Linked DNA regions of Mus musculus: region 2 is linked to region 1. The links are chromatin loops, found by intact Hi-C in ENCODE. Cell type or tissue: gastrocnemius. All regions are shown on one strand. Region 1 holds the start of Lrrn3 (leucine rich repeat protein 3, neuronal). Region 2 overlaps Immp2l (IMP2 inner mitochondrial membrane peptidase-like (S. cerevisiae)).

Region 1 (4,000 bases):
ATGGAAGAAGGAGCAAAGAGAAGAAGCACCCTTGTCAATCATCCACTAGATTACAGGGTGATGGAGCTGGGACCTGCTCAGGACTTGAGGCACTCTGCCTCTGGCTCTCTTCCAGCATCTATGTGTAAGTTAAACATGTCTTATGATTTTCTACAATAATGGTTCTCAACCTTCCCAATGCTGGGGGACTTGAAGTGCTTCCTTTTTGTTGCTACGTCATAAATGTAACTTTGCTACTGTTATGAATTATAATGTAAATATCTAATATGCAGGATATTGAACATGGGACCCCTATGAAAGGGTCATTTAACTATCAAAGGAGTCATAATCTACAAGTTGAGATCAATTTTTATAGGCCATTCCTATTCCATACTGTGTCTGTTTTCTGATGACCACAAGCAATTTTAGGACATGTAATGCTCTTAAATCTTTGCATCCCTCAGCGGGATATCCTCATATGGTGCTTCGAGGGGACACCTAATAATACTGCATTGAATGACTGTCTTCCCCGGTAAGTTAAGGAATCCCCAAATATACTTCGATTCCAGCTGCTGATAATTTTAGCAGGAGGAAACCTACAGCCAGAGAGAGTTCTCATCTTCTTCATTCATAGCCAGAGTAATTCTCTCCCTTCTAATAAAAACTCATTTCTAATACCCCATGATATTACACTTAAACACAAGTACGATATACTTTTGATCTATCATGTACCTATATTCAAAGAGCACTCACATTTCTTACATTTGAAAATACAGCAAACATTCATTTGGTAAAAACAGTTTTCTAGGAAATTATTATTATATAAGGCAGTTTTTGAAATAGTATTCAATCCTAATTAATTATAAAAACATTTTCATGAACTTATAAATATGTTTGGATTTAAGTACTACCTGTGATTATTAATTTTATTTTTTAATGTTTATTTTTTATTTTCTGTCATTACAGATAGTTGTGAACTGCCAGGAATTGAACCCAGGTCCTCTGGAAGAGCAGTCAGTGCTCTTAACCAGTTGAGCCATCTCTCTAGGCCCCTACTAGTTTTATTTTTAAAAGTTATTTTTAACATGTTCGAGCCTCACAACTTATCTTCATTATGAGAGCACATTGTAATCAATACATTATAATAATCAACAGATTACTAGATTTGTTGATTATATAATTAATAACAATCGAAATAAAGTGCTTAAGGAGTTGGTACAATATAAAAGGAATTTTTTTCAAATAGTTGTTACAATTATAGCACAATTCTCCATGTATATACTCTAAAAATATTCAAATTGAGTGGAAAAATTCAGTACGTTTCAAGTGAAGAAAGTAAAATTAGGCTATTAAGTTATATGCGATGCACTCCAATGTAACAGCCCAACACTCATCCTCCTCCCATACCTGTGAGTGGACACTCAAGTACCTGTAAGTGTCTGGTGAGAGGATAACACTCAGAATTGGATGCCATTTGGCCAATGAAGAAGCCACTTTGGTTTAGCATTCATGCTTATCAAAAAGATTAGAGTTTATCAATTATATATTAAAATAAAAATATTCTGAGGAACACCTACCATACCAGCATTCAAATTGCCTAGGCAGAAGATAAAGGCCCTGACTCCGTCAACAAATTGATCAATACAACGAATAACTAAAGCATTGGTAGATTTTGTTTGTTTGCTTTTGTAAAGAAAACTGTAACATGAAAGCGTTTGGTGGTCAAAAGACAATGTTAGTGAGGCTAAGCTTCCAGGCATACGGTCATGGCGCAGAACACCGGTTTAAGTCACTTCAACGACACCTTAAGAAACAATTAGTGCTAATGCTTTTGCTTTTTGTTGTTATTCCCCCCTCCCCCAGTAAATCTAATAAATGCCATTTCCTTTTCCTCCACTAGAGGGCAGTCTATCAAAGCAAGGGGAGACTCAGATAAGGCAGCTTTGGACCTGTTGAAAATTGTTCCCATGTTCCACTCCTCTCAGGAGGTCTCTCTAGTATACTGTCTGGAAAGCATGCCCTTATATTCTTCTATTTGTCATGGTTGTTCTGGAGCTGAACACATGACCACGCTGGCATGATTTCTAGTCTAAATATTCCAAATGTTTTACATATAATTCCTATTGAAAACATTTTCCTAGTTAAGTAGCCATTCAGAGTTGATAGCCGTAAGTGCAAAAAGAGATAATTTAACTGTTCAGTCTATTGTAGAGGAAAGGATCCCTGAGTTATTACTAATAAATCATACATCTAAAACGCATACACAGGCGCACACACACACATACATGTACATCTGGATGCAGGCACAAGCAATGCCACATACAACACATGTCCGATGTGTGGCATCAGATTTGTTATACCATGTATAGATAAGTAGTTATAATTGGAAAAGTTTATTTTGTATATGCTTCTCCTTACATACCATTGTTGTGAGTATTGGAGAAGCAAATATTTGTTGTAATTTTAAGAAATGTCATTGTAAAACCTAAACAAATACGCAAACAAAAAATAAACCCACACACAAAGTACCAACAAGAAAAATGGAAAGAAGGAATGGAGGGAGGGAGGGAGGGAGGGAGAGAGAGAGAGAGAGAGAGAGGGAGAGAGAGAGGGAGAGAGAGAGAGAGTGAAAGAGAGAGAGAGGCTATTAGCTGCATGCACATAGGCTGATTTAAGTAGGATCTGTAGGGAAACAAACAAGGGGCAGGAGAGCTGCAGGCTGCAGGCTGAAATGTAAAGCCACTGCTGAACTTCACAGACAGGGAGGCAGAGTCACTATCAAGTATTTTTAATATTCAGGAAATCCTTGTTCATAAGTGTTTCCTGTCTTATCTCAGAGGAAATGAAAAACAGAAAAACAAAACAAACAAAAACCCCACCGTTTCTCCAAATGACTGATCACATTCCAAATGGGAGAACTTGTTGAAAAGCGCTGCACATTGCTCCAAAAGGAAAAGAAAAAACAGGAAAGAAAATGATTCCAAGGAAAAATATGCAAGCCTGTTTCATTTATTTGTACCCTAAGCAGCACTGTCATAGGACAGACAGGCTGCTTCAGCCAACCAGGCTGGAGCAGCTGCGAGTGCTACATCTTGGCAGTCTGAAGCGATTGGCTCCTCTCTGGGGAGTGGAGGGTGTTCAGTTATTAATGACCGCTGAGCAGGCAGCACCGTGTCAGTGTGACAACTGATCTGGTGAACGATGCACCACTAACCACCATGGAAACGAGGAGAAATAACGCCAGCTAGCAGGATCTCTCTTCACGGGATTGAGAGGCTCAGCCTGCTGCTGCCGGAGAGAGTTCCAGTCAAAAGAAGGAATCCTAGCTGCAGGCTCCTGCCTTCCTTTATATTTTAGAAAAAGAGAGAGAGAGAAAGAGAGACACCATTGCTTGCATGTGTGCATATCTATAGTATGTAATTGTGTGTACTTTATTACACATACATATGCACCTATTTATACTGGGGCAAGAAGACAGCCATGTGATTATTTCAGCCAAGGAACTGAGCAAGCAGGGGCACCGGAGGAGGGCTATCCCTGCATCTGCTAAGGCAAGGTAAGTTTAAAATATACCTATCTGTTTAAATGTTCCCTATTTCGTGTTTTTGTTGGTGCCGGAGTTTTTACACATCAGTTCTCCTTTGATGTTTTCCCCTTGTCTGAATTCTAAGGGCATTTTTCTTTGCATTTCACTTTTGAGTGAACATGCAAACCCCGCCGGCTCTGTGTGTGCCTAGCTGCGTTCGTGGGATTCTCAAGCAGGCATTTTACTAGCTTGAATGCCCATCAGAGGATGTGAGTGGGAGAGAAAAGCAGTGCCGGGGGAGGAGAGAGAGAGGAGGGAGAGAGAAGAGACGGGGACTGAGGCAGAGAAAAGAGAACAGAAGGACCAAGAGAGAAGCAGGGAGAGAGAGGGGAAGGAGACAGAGAGGCTGGCAGAGGAGGCAGCGGGAGAGAGGGGAGAAGGAGAGAGAAACAGAGGGAGATGGAAAAATCAGGGTCCTTTGCCCCCACAGCTCTT
Region 2 (4,000 bases), 460 kb after region 1:
AAGAAGAGGGAGGAAGGGAGGGAGGGAGGAAGGGAGGAGAAGGAAGAGGAGGAAGAAGAGGAGGAAGAAGGGGGAGGAGAGGAAGAAGGGGGAGGAAGAGGAGGAGGAAAATGTAGAATCAAAAATTCTCTAAAAACCAGGAAAGGAATAGGCAAACATACTCAAGTTGGTTGTCATTCAGAAAAATACATCATGTTCAGGATGCATACAATTAAACTTTCATATTATCCTTTCTCTAGTCCCCTTCCTTTCAGCATAAACTAACTCTCTCTCTCTCTCTCTCCCTCTCTCTCTCAATTTTTTTAAAAAACAAAAACATTGGTTCTCATTCTTGAGAACATCCTTGAGAAGCTTCGCGGAACTCTCAGTGCAGCCAGCATCCTTACATGGTGGTGGTTTCCTTTCTGTGGTTGCCTATTCTGAGGAGGGACTGCTGGGTTCAATGGTAATTCTATTTTTAATTTATTTAGAACATCATGATGTTTCAAAAATCTCTGTACATGTTCCCTTTTTCACATCTTGGCCAATGCTGTCTCTTAGTTAAGCTGCCATCCTAATGTATGTGAACACATGGGGAAAAAAACACCTAAGCATTTGTTAACATGGAAATGTATAAAGAGTGGTATAAATATACAATGAGATATTATACTATTCAGTGTGCTTTTAGAAGAGAAGGAGAGAGTGGGGTAATAAGTAGAATACATGTGTAACCCCTGCAGTCAGAAGGCTGAGGCAAAAGGATGCTGAGTTTAAGCTTAGGCTACATGGCAAGACTCTGTCTAAGAGAAAGGAAGGAAGGAAGGAAGGAAGGAAGGAAGGAAGGAAGGAAGGAAGACAGAAAGAAAGACAGAAAGAGAAGGAAGACAGAAAGGGAAGGAAGGAAGGAAGGAAGGAAGGAAGGAAGGAAGGAAGGAAAGAAAGAAAGAAAGAAAGAAAGAAAGAAAGAAAGAAAACAGAAAGAGAGAGAGAGAGAGAGAGAGAGAGAGAGAAAAGAAAAAAATCCCTCCTGTCATTTGCCATAATATGGTTAATATCTGGGTTAAGCCACTGGGTTAAAGGAAATAAGCCAGAATTAGAAAAAAAGTGCTCCGCAATGCATGCTCTCATCTACGCGTGAAATCTTATAAAAACACAGAGAGAAAATGCACAATGTTAACAGAGGCGCAGGATATAAATGGGGAGATGTAAGCCAAAGAGAAAACAGTAGCAGACAACTGATATAAGCAAGTCTAGACATCCAATGTTTGCCCTAAGGACTGAAGGTTAGAACTGTACTGTTCTGGGGACTTTTGCTCAATGGGTAAGTTTTAACAGGTCTCTTGACCTCTCTGGCCACTCCTTTTTAGCATCCTTGCATTTTTATTGGCGGGACCATTAGTTTCAATACTGCCTAACGCCTAACACCTGTTACACTCAACTATTTTTTTTCCTTCTATAACTGTATATGTCCTCTGAACACTTTTATCCTTTCCTGTGTGTTCAGTTTTACTCTCTGCGTGGCAAGAATGCACAAAGCCTTTTCTGGCCTCCTCAGTCTCCTGTTACACTCCAGGACCTTATGTGTACGTTACCTTGGACTGAGCAAAAGACTGTCTCCCTGTCCTATCAGCTCACCACTGCTCCTCTCTGTTGATGTGCTCTACATCCTTTCTCAGCTCCCGACCCCTACCCTGCCACCACCAAATCCCATGGGAAGCCCCTCCTACTGGGGCTGCAAGTCCTGACTATGAGGAGAGCAGGGATGTAAGCAAGGAGTCAAATCACTATTCCTTTGGTCAAGACCTGGAAGAAAAGTGTAAACCACTAAGAACCAACCATCAATTCCCTGGCAGTCAGTCTGCTACCTTACAATCACTGAAGTTCACAGCAACTTCGAGTAAATATCCCACCTTACAGATGAGGAACTCTGCCCCAGGTCACACAGCCCACTCTCAAATCCAAAACGACAAGGCTCCAGCATTTGTAGATGCCCCTCAGTGCCAACATGGAAGAGGCGTTTTAGTCATGCTGGATTATCAGAATACAATCTTCTCTAAAATACGACTACACTTGTCAGTAAAGCCAGCTTTTCAAATAGGAGTCACAACTCAAGTTACATCAAAAATTTTAAAAAATAAAAAATCTGGGAAGGGCGCTGCGGGGCATAACATCAAGGGACAGCACACAAACAAAAAAAGAAGAAGAGGAAAAAGAAAAAGAGAAGTTACAAGCTGCAGTTGTTTTTCCTGTACATGCCAAGTTTCTTAGAGAAACATAATAGCTTTTTTTTTTGGTTTTTGAGACAGGATTCCTCTATGTAGCCCTGGCTGTCCTGGAACTGGCTCTACAACAAGCAGACTCGCAGAGATCCACCTGGTTCTGTCTCCTGAGTGCTAGGATTACAGGTGTGTGCCACCACTGCTAGGCCATAATAGCACAATTAAGAAAAATAAAAACTTTCCTATTTTCCTCATCATTCCTCATAAGTGCCGAATCAGTGGCTAAATCACTGCGCTATGTTAAATGGCTCATTTTTGTTGTTTTTCAAGACAGGATTTCTCTGCATAGCCCTGGTTGTCCTGTAACTCGTTATGTGGACCAGTCTAGCCTCAAGATCTGCCTGCCTCTGCCTCCTGAAAGCTGGACCACCATGCCCAGCTCTAGAATAGTTGATTTTAAAAATTATTGTTTGAAGCCAGGCGGTGGTGGCGCACACCTTTAATCCCAGCACTCGGGAGGCAGAGGCAGGCGGATTTCTGAGTTCAAGGCCAGCCTGGTCTACAAAGTGAGTTCCAGGACAGCCAGGGCTATACAGAGAAACCCTGTCTCAGAAGAAAAAAAATATATATATATATGTATATATATATATATATATATATATATATATATATATGTATATATATATATAGTTTGAGTTGATGACTTGAATTTCATCCAATGTAATAAAACAAAATTCTGCCTTGGGGTTGGAACAGAATTTCCAACAATTTCTGAGATGGCCCTAAACATATTCTTGTCATTTTTTACTACATATTTATATGTATACATATTTATACATATTTATATTTTTGTCATTTTTTTACTACATATTTATATGAAACAGCATTCTTGGCAATAATGATTATAAAATCAGAATATGGACCCAGTATGGGAAGTGCTGAAGATGTTATAAGTCCTGAAGCATCTAGTCTTCAGGCCAGATTTAATTCTGTATGCAAATAAATGAGAACACCTATTTCATTACCATGCAAATTCTCTTCTGTAATAAATGGTGAAGGAATTCATATACCAAACAACTATTCTTAAATGAATTGCTTTATGATTTATTATAAGTACATGTTTGATTTACATACCTACTTTACATACCCTATATGCCAAGGGGTTTTTTAAAATGTGTTAGACAAAAGGGAGTAAATGGAAAAATTTAAGAATCTCTAAGCGTACACATCATCTCTAATAGCATATGATGAGTTTGAAAGGCTTTGGTACTTTAATCTGGAAACCCAAATGCTACTTGTTATTCTTTTTCTGTAAATTAAGTTGCTAATGTGTAAGAAAGTAGACTTGAAAGTGGACTTTTTAACTTGGAGGCAGAATTTCTGAGTTTGAGGCCAGCCTAGTATATAGACCAGGACAAGTTCGAAGACAGGGCTATACAGAAAAACTTGTCTAAAAGAAAGAAAGAAGGAAAGGACAGAGGAGGCAGGGGGCAGGGAGAAGAAAATGAACCTTTTAAAACATAGCAAGTTCCTTTTTTAAATTAAAAAAAAAAAAATGTCTGCTTTAGGTCAGGCTAACCTAGAACTCAAAATCTGCCTGCCTCTGCCTCATTTGTCCAGGTGTGAACCAAGACACTCAGCTCAATAGGTTCTAAAGTGAGGTTTTGCTTTCTTTAAAAATATTTTTCTTCTACAAAAACTTAGTGTAAAAACTCACCAAGAACAGGAAGTCTTTCCCCTTGTTAACTCGTAAGAACAATGACTCTAGAAGACACCTGTGGGAAATGTGCTTCTATGACCAG

The links. A loop is a pair of places that touch in the nucleus more often than their neighbours do. Peaks named below come from ENCODE experiments on the same cell type or tissue, not always from the same donor. Only the 100,000 strongest peaks of a DNase experiment are listed, where the experiment ranks them.
Region 2: a loop joins it to region 1, with 2.3 times the contacts of the local background. A loop is called at or near these places in 5 of 42 quality-filtered maps.

The regions. Positions count from the first base shown.
Region 1 is chr12:41,485,106-41,489,105 of GRCm38, reverse strand. The region is part of intron 4 of Immp2l (IMP2 inner mitochondrial membrane peptidase-like (S. cerevisiae)); the gene reads right to left. It overlaps Lrrn3 (leucine rich repeat protein 3, neuronal), which reads left to right and starts at 3,049. Exons shown (of 2, transcript NM_010733.3): 1 at 3,049-3,535. In gastrocnemius, a CTCF peak has its summit at 1,881 (motif pointing right); DNase peaks (open chromatin) are centred at 1,838, 3,117 and 3,807; H3K4me3 peaks cover 1,406 bases; H3K27ac peaks cover 293 bases.
Region 2 is chr12:41,027,706-41,031,705 of GRCm38, reverse strand. All of the region lies in intron 2 of Immp2l (IMP2 inner mitochondrial membrane peptidase-like (S. cerevisiae)), which reads right to left. Among named protein-coding and RNA genes, the nearest start is that of Immp2l, 5.6 kb to the right of the region's middle. In gastrocnemius, no CTCF peak of the experiment used is centred here; a DNase peak (open chromatin) is centred at 1,709.